Regions from separate parts of the Mus musculus genome. Here region 1 is linked to region 2. The links are chromatin loops, found by intact Hi-C in ENCODE. Cell type or tissue: heart. All regions are shown on one strand. Each heading gives the region's core, and the rest is flanking DNA. Links, peaks and the distances in the headings are about the cores only. Region 1 overlaps Tmem108 (transmembrane protein 108). Region 2 overlaps Gm33054 (predicted gene, 33054).

Evidence for each region. Peaks named below come from ENCODE experiments on the same cell type or tissue, not always from the same donor. Only the 100,000 strongest peaks of a DNase experiment are listed, where the experiment ranks them.
Region 1: a loop joins it to region 2, with 7 times the contacts of the local background. A loop is called at or near these places in 37 of 42 quality-filtered maps.

What each region holds. Positions count from the first base shown.
Region 1 is chr9:103,491,055-103,499,394 of GRCm38, forward strand. It overlaps Tmem108 (transmembrane protein 108), which reads right to left. Exons shown (of 6, transcript NM_178638.4): 4 at 7,748-8,340. It overlaps Gm16252 (a long non-coding RNA gene), which reads left to right. Exons shown (of 7, transcript XR_003948081.1): 3 at 1,046-1,220; 4 at 1,472-4,841; 5 at 7,273-7,362. Among named protein-coding and RNA genes, the nearest start is that of Bfsp2, 15 kb to the left of the region's middle. In heart, for the core only: a CTCF peak has its summit at 3,492; a DNase peak (open chromatin) is centred at 3,477; H3K27ac peaks cover 3,352 bases.
Region 2 is chr9:103,993,646-104,001,985 of GRCm38, forward strand. Gm33054 (predicted gene, 33054) reads right to left here. Exons shown (of 2, transcript NR_168653.1): 2 at 8,115-8,340. Among named protein-coding and RNA genes, the nearest start is that of Gm33054, 4.5 kb to the right of the region's middle. In heart, for the core only: a CTCF peak has its summit at 3,081 (motif pointing left); no DNase peak of the experiment used is centred there; H3K4me3 peaks cover 561 bases; H3K27ac peaks cover 778 bases.

The DNA of each region.
Region 1 (8,340 bases), core at 284-8,283, 500 kb before region 2:
GAAGCCCAAAGTGTAAATGGCATAGTTAGGGCATCCTTTCACCCTGCTCAGAGACACCATGTCTGTCACAGATGCCCTCTCTCCCTCCTCCCTGGTATCTTTATTCCTCAGAGCCACCAGACTCTGTCTCTGAAACATCAAGCGGGAAATGGCCAGGGCACGTGACGCCAGTAGAACCAGGTCTCTGAAGACACAGAAACACTTCAGAAGTGAGGAGGGGTGGGCGGTTCTTTAGCTTTGCTGATGTGGGAGTTGTCAGGGACAAGTGGTCACTTTTCACCTGCTGGCCTGTGAAGGTATCTGACAGCACATCACACACTTCACTGCCACAGACTTCAAACAGGGTGTCAGGGAGAAGGATGTCCTTAAAAGCCACGTCTCTGAGGGAGGGGGGTGGGGATCTGTGATTGGACCCACTGAATAGTTACAAACAAGCAAGTGAGATCAAAGAGACAGAGATGGTCTTAGAGACTGCCCGGTCATGAGGAAATGGTTGTAGAAGCTGGAATCGGAACCCAGGCATCAACACACTACTCACAAGGCCCGGGCAAGCTGCTTAACCTCTCGGCCTCTGTGCAGGCCAGACAAAATCCTGCATGCAGCAGAATTCTGCCCTGCTCCTCACTGCCTTTCCCACCTGTTAGTCTTAGTTTGCAAAGTAGGGAGTGGAAACCCTAGAGATGAGCTTCCCGAGGCCACTCTGCCAAGGCGTGCCTACTGCTATGTCCGAGTTCGTAATGCCCCTGACTGGAAGCCCGAGCCTGTGTAAGGTGCAGAAATCCTATGTAATGTGTGGGAGGCTCTGTGGCTTGAATCCACTTCTCTTGGGAACTTCCCAGCCTTTGCAGAAAGAGACTCTGGGCTCTGTGACTGTGACAGTCTCAAGGTTAATGCTCTAGTTGTGTTTAGAACTATAACTTCACTATTCTGACCTTTCGTCCAAGAGATAGGAGTCTAATATGCTCTCAGCGCAACATAGTTTACAGGCCTCTTCAACCGGCACAGCCACTGTGAGAGAAAGACATGAGTGTTCTTCCACCCACAGAAGTAACTGAAGGTCACTGAAGTTGATCAAGATCACCCCAGCTAATTACACCACCAGGACCACGGGTTGTGGTAATCTTCAAGTAGGTGTTGATTGTCTCCCGTTACTCTGAACACTAGAGGGAACACACAGTTCGGCCTTAGAAGCCCTCTGTCAGCTGCACGGTGAGTACAAGGTGTGAGCCACTTAACCATTTAGTTAAAGAATCAACCGCTCCATGTTTCCAAAGGCAACAGCCACTGAGACCCTATGAGGAATGAGTGGGGGGCTCCCTCTGTCCATAGTTCTAGAACAGCCCTGAGAGTTAAGCAAGCTCTCGTGGGTTTCCCAGTAACGAATCTTCTGTGACTTATCAGATGAGAGATAGATAGATAGAAGGATCACTGGTATGAAGCCGGAACCCTGCGTACTCTGTTCACTCGACAGGACTCCGTGGGCTCTGAGAAGTGATCAAAGCCCCACAGGTTCCCCCAGAAGATCCAACCTTTCCAAATACCTGCTGCATTGCCAACTGCCGGGCCAGAATCCACACGGGATGAGTGGCAGCCACCCCTCCTCTCTGCTGTCTCTTGAGCCCCTTCCCTGCGGCAAACCCTGATTGAAGACCCTCCATGCACTGGCTCTGATTTTCAAAGGTCTAGGGGGCAAGCATTGCAAGTGTGTGGAGATACGCTGCCGAAACCCTGCTGCCCCTTCAGATTTACCACCATCCCTGACACCTGCCCCAGGACGGACTACCGCAGGGCCGACAGAGCATGCACAGTCTCTTGGGATCCCTCTACAGCTCAAGGCTTCCACCAACCCAGCAGAAACACGCAGACGTTGTTCCACCTCCTTTATCTCCCATCTCCTTCTGTGTCTCAGGGCCTGCATGGCTGCGTAGGGCTTGCCTCGCTCACTCCAGCTCTCCCTGGGTGGTATTTTATAGTACAGCTGCCTGGCATGCCTGATTCCATCTTGGCATCTGCCCTTTGAAGGACCTGAACTCACACAGCAGACGTCTCTCTCATCCCAGAGAAGAGGAAGCGGAGGACCGCTGGCGAAGTTCACAGTCAAGGGCGGCCAGGGCTGGGTTGTGGGCAGGCGTGTTTGATTCCACAAGCTGGTTTTAGCACTTCAGGGCACTCCATAAAGGATTAAACTGACAGAAGACAGGGACTGGGTAGTTTTCAGCTCTTATGTCCTGGTTATAAGGCCACAACTAAGAGGGTTTAGTGCCCAGCTCCTCACCTTAGCATGTGGGGGTTAGAAGTCTAGCAGGGGGATACTACCTTACAGTCCAGAGATAGCTATAGTTTAGCTTGAGTGGGTCATGGCCAGAGTGACAATTTAAGGAGAGTCCTGCCTTCTCCCCACCACCTCCTCCCATTGGTCCATAATTCCAAAGAGACTACCCACCTAACTACACTTCCTTTTGCGACAATCTTTTTCTGCTTCATAGTAAGAACCAGTCTAACCCAGGTTTTCTTTCTTTTTTTTTTCCTGAATAATCACATCATTTATTTCTTTTTCTTTTTTTAAAATTACGTATTTTCCTCATTTACATTTCCAATGCTATCCCAAAAGTCCCCCATACCCTCCCACCCACCCACCCCCACTTTTTGGCCCTGGCGTTCCCCTGTACTGGGGCATATAAAGTTTGCAAGTCCAATGGGCCTCTCTTTCCAGTGATGGCCGACTAGGCCATCTTTTGATACATATGCAGCTAGAGTCAAGAGCTCCGGGGTACTGGTTAGTTCATAATGTTGTTCCACCTATAGGGTTGCAGATCCCTTTAGCTCCTTGGATACTTTCTCTAGCTCCTCCATTGGGGGCCCTGTGATCCATCCAATAGCTGACTGTGAGCATCCACTTCTGTGTTTGCTAGGCCCCGGCATAGTCTCACAAGAGACAGCTATATCTGGGTCCTTTCAGCAAAATCTTGCTAGTGTATGCAATTAACCCAGGTTTTCTTATGTGGTAATTAAAAAGCCATGTAAGTCCTACACACACACACACACATACACACACTCTGCATATACAGGCACATGTTTATGCTTGTATTCATGGTTAACATTCACTGGACAATGAGCAGAGCTAAGAATTATGGGTCCTAAAACACCCCTTGGAATATTGAATTAATGGTCCAGAGCCTGGAGAAAACCTTGCTCTGGGGCGAGTATCAAGGCCAGGGAGTGGCTCTCCTCTGTCCTATCAGGCTGAACTTGCACTGGTGATGCAGCACATCTGTCTCTGCTCTGGTTTCCTTATCTAACCCTCCCTAAAGCTCCATCTTCTCCCAGATGAGGCTGGGAGAAAACACCCCACAGTGTGAGACAGGCCAAGGGAGCTCAGCAGAGCCTCCACATGGTTCTGTGAAAACCCAGAGCACACACTGGTGAGTAATGACCACTGGCAGGCCCGAGGCTTAAGAGGAGGCAGCAGGACCTGTGCATCCTGATGGTGGCAGCAGAGACCAGCGCAGCAGCCACATGGCTCCTGGCCCTCGCTCCTAGTGGCCTGGAGCCAGTCAATTTTAGTTCTCTTCTGAAGCAGAGTTGGCAGCAAGTATCTGGCAGGGCTCAGGAGACTAACCACTCCTCAGCCCTTGTACACTGATGCCCTTCCAGCTATTGGGAGGGTTTGTGACGTGGAAGGCAGGTGAGCTGCTGACCCTCCATTGCTGTGCAGGCTTTGAGTTCAATATACTCCTCTCTCCCTCATTAGAACCAGGGGAATCATGAGCTGGAGAAAGCATAGCACGGGGCAAGCCTCTGCTGCTCTCTGAAACCTGGCTTCTCTCCCAGCCCCTTCGCCAGCGGTGATAAATTCTACACCTGCACTTTGGTACCAGTCTGTCTGCCTGGCAGAGGATGGAGAGTCTGCTGTAAGGTCTGCAGAGGTGCTCTGGGGTACACAGACAGCAGGGAAGGTTGAAACATGAGCCTTCGGACCTGGGAGAGCCCAGCTGGTCTGGTCATTAGATGGAGCAGGACTATGGAAACAGTCCAAACAACACCTAGGGTCCCGAGACCAGACTGATCTAAATACTGATTTAAGTATTTCCTGTATATTTAAGTATAATGGCCAAGGATGACCCATAGGGGCTATGTCTGTGACCAAGGACACAGATTTGATGTGGGGGTAGTCAGGACCCAGGTAGAAACATAAAGGAAGTGGACTCTGTTGTCCCCTTGGGCTATAAAAGGCCAGTGTGGACACAATTAGATCTTTAGAGAGAGTGTACTACCCCTGCCCCCCAGCACCTGAAGGCTCCTCTTACAGCTTCGACTTGTCCTTGGGGAGTAGTTCTAGGCTGTGTCTGCCCTGCCTTGACTGACGTCAGTTTTCTAACTCAACGGTGCGGGTGATGACCAGAGTCTCCTGACACCTCGGTACTGTGTGTCTATTTATGTGTTTATTTTCTTTAGCAAGTGTAGGAACAGAATGATAAGACAATCCTGGGATCCCAACTATAATCGAGGGCGTCCCAACTATAATCGAGGGCGACACGCATGGGAGATTAGAAAGCAGCTACTTCTCACGTGTGACTGTTAATAATTTGCTTACTAATACGTGCTAAGTTTTTTCAATCTCCTTCCTATTTCAGAAGCAGGGATCACAGCCTATGGTCCACTATGCACAGCTGAGATGGATGTACCTAGGAGAGGCACAGCCCCAGGGGGTTTGTCTCTGGATTGCTCCTTGATGTTGCGGTTCTTTCTGAATCTAGCAAGGTGTGAGTGGGTGTGGGGAGACCCTCTCTACCTATAGAGTCTGCTGTCATTGCTTCTTGAGAGACAGCCCACTCTACTGAGTAAGTTTCCTGCACATAAATATGAAGATGAACTTTTGTAAAATATCATTTAAATGGATTAATGATTTCATAGAATTCCTGATTTGATTTAAATAGTTTTAGGAAGTTACGGTAGTTGATAGAATGTTTAAGGAGATGGTTTAAGGTTAAGTTATGGCAGAGAGATATAATAAAGTTAGAATTAAGAATAGAACCTGCCTTCTCCTTGTAGAGTAGTGAGGGCTGCATAAGTTAGACAAGGAACACAGCAAGCTTTCCTGTGTCACAAGCATGTAGTGGTACTTGGAAGAGAAAAATAGGCTTGGGACAAGCTAATGATCAAAGAAAACATTCATTCTAGCCTGGCTCTGAGCTCCTGGATCTTGTGATCTAGGGATGCGGCCATAGGTTTTGTTTGCACCATGAAAAGACAGGGTTATGAGAAAGAGTAAATAAGTCTATTATGAGCATAAGAATATAGGATAGATGATTAGCCGAACAAGACTTTAAAAATAGTAAGACAGATGATCTGTCTCTTGGCAAATACAAATTGTCATCCGCTAAGCATAGGAAAACACTTGCTACTATAGACTGGCTTGCTTAAACTTTGCTAATCAATGACAAAAGAGTTATTGCTTTGGGGTTTCAATGAACTTGTGGGGAGATAGATAGATGAGAAATGTTTGAGTTTCAAGAAGAATACATAGCCAATAATCCTGCTGTAATGTCCTTTTGTGTAATGAATCTGTTCTTAAAGAATTATGTTATTGTGGTGGTTGTTTTTGGAGAATATGCAACTTGTGGCTATAAGGTAATCCTTTTCTTACACAGACAATTTTTGTCTTAGGTAGTAGGAGCTTTGCTCCATCCACCAAATGTGTGTGTAAAGTTGTTAGAGCTTGCTTCACCCACCAAGTGTGTGTGTGTATTCCCTCAGTGAAGTCTGCTGAATGATCAATTGATAACTCTATGCATCAAAGTCAGCTTTTGACCCATGGCCAACTCTATGCATTCCCTGAACTGGGTCCTGGAGTAGGAGTAGCCTTCTAGCCTCAACACAAGTTTTGTTGTTGTTGTTTTTCCCCAGCAAGCTGTGAGAGGGGATACTTGTAAAGAGGAGATGGGTGGAAAGCTGGCTGTGTTGAGGGCCTAAGCCTTCCCTGTGGCAAGAGGGAAGGGTGTTGTTGGCTTGGTTTCACAGCCTCCCCATGGGAAGGAAGCCTTGGGGTTTCATTTAAGACCAAGATGAACCCATAGGGTGATATGAAGCCTGTTTGTGAACAGAGCTGATGTCAGCACAGGTTCTGTTAGTGTGACTAAAGTGTTCCCCCACTTGGCACAGGTGGGCACGTGTGCAATGCTGTCCTCCTGGGGAACCAGGTGACCAATCAGAGGCCACAGATGTAGCGGGCTTGGGCAATACAGAAGAAGATGCTGAGGGTCATGGATAAGGCAAGGAAATTGCTCCCTGAGAGTCATTCCAGTGCCTCTGGGACTGTTAAGTGGACAGTAATGTGGTTTTGGAAGACATTACTCAGGACTTCTGGGTGCAAACGACAAGAAGGCAAACTTGAGGTCTTCAAGAGAGTGGGGAAGAACGCAAAAGGTCAGAGGACAGGCTGTGTGTGTGTGTGTGTGTGTGGAGGGGTGAGAAGCAGAGGTCAGAGGACAGGCTGTGTGTGTGTGTGTGTGTGTGGAGGGGTGAGAAGCAGAGGTCAGAGGACAGGCTGTGTGTGTGTGTGTGTGTGTGTGTGTGGAGGGGTGAGAAGCAGAGGTCAGAGGACAGGCTGTGTGTATGTGTGTGTGTGGAGGGGTGAGAAGCAGAGGTCAGAGGACAGGCTGTGTGTATGTGTGTGTGTGGAGGGGTGAGAAGCAGAGGTCAGAGGACAGGCTGTGTGTATGTGTGTGTGTGTGGAGGGGTGAGAAGCAGAGGTCAGAGGACAGGCTGTGTGTGTGTGTGTGTGGAGGGGTGAGAAGCAGAGGTCAGAGGACAGGCTGTGTGTGTGTGTGTGTGTGTGGAGGGGTGAGAAGCACAGGTGACACCTTTAATGGTAACCATTTGGGGTAGGGTGGAGCCGAGTCCAGCAAAGATCCTCTGAGAACAGAGTGTGACATAAGAAGACATAAAGGGGGGTTTTAAGGTTCTCAGAGGCCATGGTGGCAGGGTCTTGATGGGACCTGAGCATATCCTCTGACTCCTCTCTTTCAGAGGACAGGCTGCTGCAGAGAGGCGCTGGTTGCCATGGAATAGAGAATTGTAATAATCAGGTCCACAGTGCACAGAGCTCACATAACTATGGAGGTTAAAGCAGGCTGGGTGGTATCTGGATGGAGAAGAGCTAAAACCCACAGGACTCCAAGGCCTTAATTTAGCCTGTGCATTGAGACCTGTGCTTTAGCCAAAGCTGGTGGGACTTTCTGGCACACGGAAGCTTTATCCCTTCTTTCTTAGGTGAACGAGGAGAGACGTGGAAGGGAGGAGAAAAAAGAGACAAGACGGAGAAACAGCAGAGGATGGTGATGATTCTTCCAGCTATAGCCGGTAACTCTTCATGGTCAGCCACCACCCATGGTGTCTTGGTGCCTAATCAACAAAACTCCAAGCAGGAAGGTCTGCAGGTCTCCCTGCCACCTGAATCCTAGGCAAGCCACGTCTCTTAGCTCGTTTGGTGTTTCTTTCTATAACGCATGTGGCTGGCTTAAAGGTACCTGTGAAGTGTCACACACACCCCATCTCTTAAGCTCTAGGAATTATGGCTTTATGATCCACGGATATTTGAGCCATACCCAGGACCAGAGACCGGGATGGTCCGTGATTTCTGCCTTGCTATCTCTTTGTCAGTGGGGCTGCCTAACTCAAGGGCAAGAGAATGTGGAGGATGGGAAAGATGATGGAAGGAGAGGAGGGGAGAGAGCTGGGTACTCACAGCAGGAGGAGATGGGGACACTGATGGCCACGATGACCCAGGCAATATCCATCTTGCTCAAGCAGATGGTGGCTCTGTGCTGGGGTTTGTCCCCTTCAGCCACGTGGGAGATGTTGGCCACAGTCCCCGGCTTCCAGGTCCCAGCAGGGACCAGGCGGTTGAGGAAGTTGCCCGTGGCTGTGGACAGCACTGTGGAGAGAGGTCTGGGGCCCCTGTCGGTTGTCGTGGGGGAGGCCTCAGCCTCTTCCTCTGCTGGAGAAACAGTGCTTTCTGAGACCCCAGAGGGCCGGGTTGGGGCCTGAGGGGTTGCAGATGGTCCCTGAGGGATGCCCGGGGAAGGGGCTGAGACAGTGGCATCAAAGGCAGCCTGGGTGGGCCCTGTGGCAGCCGTGAAGACCCCGGAGCTGGCAGACGTGGGTCTGTCAGTGTCAGGTGTGACAGCAAGCCAAGAGTCACTGTGGCTGGCGCTGTCCTGCACGTCACCATGAGGGCTCTGAGAAGGCACTGGGGCAGGCTGTGTACTGGCAGGGGCACCTGTGGCTGCTGTGGCAGCTGGCTCCCCTCCTGGGCTGGTAAGGATGGGGCCACTCCCC
Region 2 (8,340 bases), core at 334-8,333:
CGTGCCCCTGTGCAGTATATGAAGGGATGGAGCGCCACTGTTTCCATTCTGCATTCTCTATCCGTAGCATTTACTCAGCTCTGTGCCAAGTCAGCCACAGGCTACTGTGCTTAACTCAGTTTCCCTGGAAATATGCTGAAAATACTAAGTGAGATTATTGGCTTGGGGCAACGACATAGTGACTAAAATGCTTGCTGTGTGAACATGAGGACCGAACTCCCATCCCCCATACCCCATGTTAAAAACTGGGCAAGGCATATTTAATCCCAGCCCAGAGGCAGGGGTATCTCTGGGACTTGTTATCCTGGCTTAGCCCACCTAACCAAATTAGCAAGCTTTCGACTCAGTGAGGAAGCCTGTCTCAAAAAGGAAGGTAGATATAGCATCATGAGACCAGAAAGACCCAGAAACCTTCAACCCAAAAAAGAGTATGCAGAGGCCAGACCTAGGTCTCCTAACACATTTGTAGCAGATGTGCAACTTGGTCTTCATGTGGGTCCCCTAAGTATTGAACCAAGAGCTGTCTCAGACTCTGTTGTCTGCCATTGGATCTTCTTCTCCTACCTGAACTGCCTGGTTGAACCTCAGCAGGAGAGGAGGTGCCTAGTCCTGCTAAGACTAGATGTCCCAGGATAGAGTGGTACCCAGGGTGGCTTCCCATTCTTTGGAGGGGGTCACAGTAGGAGGGACTTATAAGGGAGGGACTGGAGGAGAGAAGGGAGGGGGCTGGATTCGTTATGTAAAGTGAATAAAATATAAATTATTAGGAAAAAAGAAGATAGATATGTACCACATACTCATTATCCATCCATCCATGGGTGGACATCTAGGCAGGGTCCTTTCCCCTGCAGCTGTGAATACAGCAGAAGTCAATATGGGTGTGCACTGCTTGGGTCTGCTGTCTTTGAGGATACTGTTCAAAAACACTATAATGACATCTAATACCTTGTGTGCTGGCTTTTTAATTAAGTAATTAGAAAATTAAGGTAGACATGATTTGAGGAAGATGCCTGCCATCACCTGAGGCCCCTGGCCTCTACATGAACCTACACACACATGCTCACACACTGAGAGAGAAAATGAAGGAAAAAAGATTCTTGAATTGACCATTCCAACACCTAACACACTTAAAAACAAAATCTACCAATGCCATAATAATAATTACTCCACTTTTATAACCATGAATAGATCCTATCTAAAGGACAATCCTCTTATTGTGAAGCTCTTGAAGTTGAGCTCAACCATTTTAACACACACACACACACATAACCTGTACAGGGATTTAGAGTGTACATTAGTCTGTTGTCGCATGTGAGCCAACACTTCCAGCGTCTCAAGGACTTGTTTACCCTGGGGCAGGGAGGAGTAGCTGGTTAAACCTGGCTCCTTACCTGTTTCCTGGCATGTGGGTACTGAGCGTGGTAAGAAACTGAGAGTATATTCATTTCAGTAGCAGAACAAGAGGCAGAGGCTGGGCTAGGAGAGAGAATTGCCCTGAACTGGAAGAGCGAAGGGACATTCAGCAGTGAGAAAGAGATCATTATGTCCTGCATCCTAGGACTGTGTGCGTTCCAGAAAAAAAGAGCCATATTGTTTATTGAACAAATATCTCAGATGAGCAGTATGTTTCAGATAGGACCACGGGCAAAGACATTTACGGTCCTATTCTTAACACCACCAGTGGCAGCTTCTTTAAAGCATGGCCCTCTTTACGTCCAGATATTTGCTCAGACCAATGTGACAGAGCCTGGGGCAGCCTCACTCTGATGAGGAGCAGACGTGCGGTATTTACAATGCTCTCACCCCATTTCCTCCCACTGCAATAGCTTTGGCTTTCTCTTGTACACGCTGAAGTCCTAAACTGCCCTTCTCCACCCAGTCATGCAAGGAAAAAAAAATCCAAGCACAGAAAGCTTTTGCTGGGTTTATACATTTGTTGACGATCTGCGGGGATGTGGGGAGGCAGGGAGTATTATACAGTGGTACCTCGCAGTTTGTCCTTCTCTTTTTGAGGCAGGGATGTTGTACAGTGTTACCCTGTGGCTTTAAAGTGGTTCCCGTGGCTTTTCCTTTACTGTTGTCTTCAGTCATCTCCCCAGGACATTGAGGACAGGCAAGAATTTGCGAAGATGTTCCCAAGACTCATACAGGTTTAATATATACACCTCCTCTCTTTCCTTTCCCTCTCCCCATCTGCCTTTAGACAAGGTCTCCTGTAGTTCTATACTCACCTCTAGGGTGTGAATTATAGGTGGGTGCCACTTCACCCAGTTCTGGGGGTACAGAAGATCAAGTATGCTAAGCAAGCACTCTACCAACTGAGTCCCAGCCCCAAATGAGCCCTTTCTCGGGTGTATCTATAACCGGAACTAGGCTTTATATTCATATCTTTTATATTGTGGATACTGAGAATACGATATTCTGCCAAGGTGGGCCTTATGAACGGCTCCCCAAAAGAGTCAGTTATCCTTATTTTTGACTTAATGGTTCCTTCAGTCAGAAGGAGTTTGTTGTTGTTTTGGTTTGGTTTTTGGGGGGGGGTTGTTTTCATTTCAGTTGCATGAGCTCCACTCATAACTATTTTGATTTAGTAAACTTGATGTATGTTGAAAAACCCCAAAGTTTTATCCAGTTCCATGAGTAACTCTGGTAGCCATCCAGGCTTGAGAAGTGGTCCTCTCTCCATGTCAGGAACCGGCAAGCTCACCCCACGAGCTTAACCCAGCCAGCCACTTGTGGCTGCCCATAAAGCTTCACTGGAATATCACCATGCTTCACTCTTGTGTATCTGCTAGGGCCAGTTTTGAGACATAATAGCAAAGCCAAATAAGTATGGCAGAGACCATACGGCCCTCAGGGTCATAGCTGGTTCCTTTATAAAGAAACAGGTGGAACCCTGCTTTTGCCTGTTTCATAACTAATTGCAGAGTCGTGTTATTATTTCTAATGGAAACTACGTACAACATTAGTGACTGGATCCTTTACTGTCACCTTCACATTAGAAAGATGATCTTTTCTAAAGTACAGGATTTACCAGCCAAGTTGATTTTTTTCCTAAGTTGTGCTGCCACCTGCTGGTAGAAGTGTAAAATCACAGATATATGAACATCCTCTATAGTAATCAATTAGAGTCTTATGCACTTCCTCACTTGATGGAAACAAGAAGACTAAAGTCATTAAACAGTTTTTCTAATATTTTTCTCTTCAAAGACTCAATTGTAGCATTTCCAGTCTATGGGGCACTTATTCCAAGGTGCTACAAATATTCACAATGGCATGCCCGTTTTTAATGTTCAAGTGCAACGCTATTGAAGACATAACATATCAGACTCATTCCTATCTCAAGCTGACGAAAGGAAAGAATACTCAGACATAGAAATGCTTACCAAAGGTAACTGTACACACATTGGAAATAAGAAGGCGGGCGGCAGAAATGAAACCATTGGTTTTCAACCTTGACTACCACTACCGATTAAATCTCCATGAAGCTTTTAAGAGCCAGTTCCTTGGAGGTTGTGATCTAACGGGTCTGAGATGAAGCCTGGACATCAGTTTTCTGTTTTGCCAAGTTCTCTAGGCGATTTTAATGAGCAGCAAGGCTGAGTCCTATTCCCCGGCAGTGTCCTGATAGGACCTACTCCAGCCATCGTGGCTCCCTGTTCTCATGCTGCAGATTTTGTGAGCTCTGTGATGATGTCTGAGGACCAGATCCCTACTAAGATTCAAGGTGATACAGTGGGTGCTGTCTGGGACCATGCTACTAAAGTCAGGAAGGAATTAGGTCATTCCTGCCCATGCTTTTTATGCAAACTCAGTGGTGCTGAGATTTTTAAGTAGGTGGAAGTTAATTAAACATGAAGACTTGAAGGGTCCAGTCTCACAACTCAATACATGTCCATTTCTAACAAGAACCCAAGTAATTCATTCATTATTTCTTTCTTCTTTCCTATCTTTCTTTTTCCTCTCCCCTCTGGCTCCATTTCCATCCTCTCCCCTCTCCCTCCTCTTTGTGTGTGTGTGTGTGTGTGTGTGTGTGTGAGAGAGAGAGAGAGAGAGAGAGAGAGAGAGAGAGAGAGAGAGAGAGAGAGTGTCTTACAATCTACTCAGGCAGGCCTAGAACTATTGGCAATCCTCCTGCCTCAGCCTCATCCCTCAGTGATGGAACATTTTTTTGTCCTAAACCACAACACCCAGCTGTCCCAAGTAATTTAAAACTTCAGACTCCGAGAACCAGCCAGTGTCATTTTCTCTGAGACGTTTTGAAGATCAGTATCACTATTTGTTAATTTGACATGTTACTCAAATCAAGTAGAAGCATTTTTTTTTCTTCCTTGGGAGTGAGAAAGAATTTTTCCAAAAGTTAGTGGCTGAAAGGAAGAGCAACTTCATTCCATCCCTGAGTTCGTGGTTTGCCTGGTGGCTCTGCTCACTGTGGGGTGTACTAAAGTCACTCGGTACCCAGATAATAAATGGGCTGCTCAAAACAGGCAAGATGACCTTATCACAGGTGGATTGGGAAAGGGTGGCTGGAAGTCTGGGCTGGGCTGTGGCTGCCACCTGCACATGAACTCACCAGAGTGAGACTGTTCATAGGCTTCCAGAGAGTTCCAGGACACTCTAAATGGAGCAGGCGCTCTCTCGGGGACTCACCTTAGAAACTGTCACAATGTCACTTCTGCTACAGTTTCTTGGTCAAGGCAGTGTCAGGGCTCACTCAGACCCAAGGCACACAGTCACAAGCAGATGGCTTCATGTGACACCATGAAGACTCCCGTATGCTTCCCACCCCTGGACCCCACACTGTTTGTGGTTAACACGCTAATGCTGTTGCCTGAAATTCTTCATGAGTTTTGAAAAAGGGCATTACACTCCTCTTTGGCACTTGGTCCCACAAATGTAGTCTCTTCTTGACTCAAACTGTATCTTTCAATGGGAGCAGTGTTAAAAATGGTGGCCAAGGCAGTTATGGTGATATATCTGTAATCCAAGCTCTGAAAGTGTGGGGTGGAGGAAGTGAAGTGAAGTGAAGTCCAGCCTGGGCTACAAAGTGAAACCCTATCTCAAAAAGCCCCTCCGTATATGCTTTTTTCAATAAGATTAATTTATTTATTTCATGTACTCATGTATTTCATGAGTATACTGTTGCTGTCTTCAGACACACCAGAGAGGGCATCAGATCCCATTACAGATGGTTGTGAGCCACCATGTGTTTGCTGGGAATTGAACTCAGGACCTCTGGAAGAGCAGTCAGTGTTCTTAACCGCTGAGCCATCTCTCCAGCCCACCTCATATGCTTTTTAAACTACACTACGGCCTGTATTTGTAAGTCAGTGAACAACTTTCAAGGGTCTGATTTTTACCTCTGTCGTGTAAGTATCAAGGACTGAACTCGGGTCACCAGTCTCAGCAGCAAAGGGCTTTGCCTTTAGTCTGTCCCCAAACCATCATTCTCTAATCGGCCACTGGTCACCTGCAGAGATTTCACCCTTTCTTGCTGTGTCTCTATGTTCAATGTTACACTTTCAAAATGCAGACTAAGGTAGGTAGGCTCTATTAAGCATAAAGAGAATAGATTATGAAATCTATTTCTGCCACGCTTTAGGATTAATAAACATGGCATGAAGCTACTACCCTGTCACGCTGGGTCCCGGCTAGCACCAGCACATGTCACCTTGGCTCTTACTCACTTGGACTCCCCACTTTGACCTTGATCAGTGCTTATCTCAGGTGAACATGCAGGCTCACTGTATGCAGTTATCTGATGAGAAAGACAGTGTCTTTGCCATTCGTCTCTGTAGATGCAGAGAGGTCCAGGGTCTCAGCAACCCTGGATGTGTGCTTGGAGCATCTACAAGGCCATTTGACGGTATTTAAGAGTGACCGTGACAATTAATCTAGTCCATGAGCTCTGTAAGAACAGAGTTCATAACAGGTCTTTCCTTTGCACCACCTTTATGCCCAGGTGGTATAGCAACAATAATAACCAAAAGGAAATCCCTCCTGGCTGGTAAAATGCTGTATTACTTTTCTCATTATTGTGACAAATGCCTGACAAAAAAAAGTAACTTAAGGAGGGGAGAATGGGAGGAAGGGAGGAAGGGAGGGGGAGAGAGGGAGGAAGTGAAAAGGAGGAGGAGGGATGGAGTGGAAGGGAGGAGGAGAGAGTGAAAGGGAGGGGGAGGGAGGGGTGGAAGGGAGGAGGAGAGAGTGAAAGGGAGGGGGAGAGATAGGGTGGAAGGGAGGGGGAGGGAGAGGAGTGGAAGGGAGGGGTGGGGTGGAAGGGAGGGGGAGAGAGTAAAAGGGAGGAGGAGAGATGGGGTGGAAGGGAGGGGGGTGGGGTGGAAGGGAGAGGGATGGATGGGGTGGAAGGAAGGGGGAAAGAGTGAAAGGGAGGGGGAGGGAGGGGATGGAAGGGAGGGGGAGGGTGGGGTGGAAGGGAGGGAAGAAGGAAGGGTTTATTTTGGCTCAAAATTTGAGAGTACAGCCCCTCTCAGCAGGAAGGCCTTGTGGCCAGACTATGAGAAGGCTGCTCACATTTCATCTGTAGCTAGGAAACAGAGAGATGAGCCCAGGTGGACCAGTGGCTTTCTCCTGTGAACTCACTCTGGGACCCCAGCAAGTAGGATGGTAGTGCCCACAGGAGGACCAGAAGTCTAAGGTCATCCTTAGCTACAAAGAAAGGTTGAGACCAGTCTGGGCTGCAGGAGATTGTTTCGAGGGGAGGGGAGGGGGGAGGGGAGAGGAGAGAGGAGGGGGAGGGGAGGGGAGGGGAGGGGAGGGGAGGGGAGGGGAGGGGAGGGGAGGGGAGGGGAGGGGAGAGGAGAGGAGAGGAGAGGAGAGGAGAGGAGAGGAGAGGAGAGGAGAGAAGAGAAGAGAAGAGAAGAGAAGAGAAGAGAAGAGAAGAGAAGAGAAGAGAAGGAAGGAAAATCTAGAGAATGGTCCTCAAATCTCTGAAGGAACAGACCTCAGAAATCAGCAGCTAGAAAGGCTTTGAGAACCTAGGGCAGTCTTTTGGGTACTCTGATAGAGCAAATGTTTCCCTTTGGATCTCATGGTACTAACTGGAGAAATCAATATGTAATCCTTCAACTTAGGAGAGTCCAAAGGCTAGAAGGGTGTCTAAGAGGTCAGAGAAAACACGACCAGCTAATTTGAGGGAAGGAGTTCAGGGCATTTGTGGGGGTGGGGTGGGAGTTAAAACGGACCAGCATTCCCAGAGTTCCTTGGAGGAAAGGCTGTTTGCTTTGTGATAGATATGAAGGGTGAAAGATTGGATGTCAGCCATGACAGTGCTGACAGCAGACTATTCTCAGCCATCAGTCTCCACCGGCTAAAGAGAGCAGATGGCTAGATTAAGTAAAAGTTTGAAGTTCTAGCTCCAAGGTAACTTAGGACAACTCCCCAGGGCCGTCCCAGCTTCAAAAGTCTCTGCAGGGTTGGCTGAGGTCTTTGCTGGGAATGCTGCACAGAGCAACCTTGCACTGATTCCCCTGCCTTGCCCCAGGTACCTACCCAGCATTCTCTGGTAGACATCTTGCTTGCTTATCTACATCTCAGAGTTGGCTTTCCAAGAATCCTAGGGATGCCTGTGGATGGAGTGAGCCACCAAAGACTATCTTAGGTCAGCCCAAGGAGGCTCTGCATGGACTGATGCTTAAAATGCTACCAGATTTCTTACAGCTGGGGATGGAGTAAGCAAGCACTGGAATAAGATTATATCCCCCTTGGGTAATGAGGCTCCCGGTAATGAGGATGATGGCAGAGAGAGTGGCTGGCATTCGGAGACTGCCTAAGAAAAGGGCAAGTATAAAGATTACCAGCACCCAGCTCACAACAGTGTTGAGTCAAAGCCACTGCTCACTTTTCTGTCCCCTCTAACCTGGGGTACCAATCTGGGATGGGCAGGAAGATAAGTTAGCAGACCAAGGACAACTTGGAACAGTAGCACGCGTTCCCTTCCTGCAAACCCTGTACTTAACAATTTTCTTCCGTCTAGAATAGGGTCCCTGGCATCCTTATCGCCAGGCGTTATAAAACCTGAGCTTATCAAGGATGGGGGTGGGGGGAGAGAAGGGTCGCGGGGGTGGGGGGGTTCAAGTGGTGATGCTTCGAAGTTCTTTCCTGGCTGGCATTATTTATTACATGTTTCCTGAGAGACACACTAGGCACTGAACTGCCTCCAGAAAAGAGCCCTTTAGTCAGGACCACAGAAACAGTTGCGGCAGAGCGGGGGCAGATGGGTATGTGATCTAGTTCTTGCTCACTGAGACAAAGTTCACGCAGAGGGAGCAGAGCTTGTAGGTTTGGGCCTAGTCTGGAACCTTCCCTTCTGGATGTCCG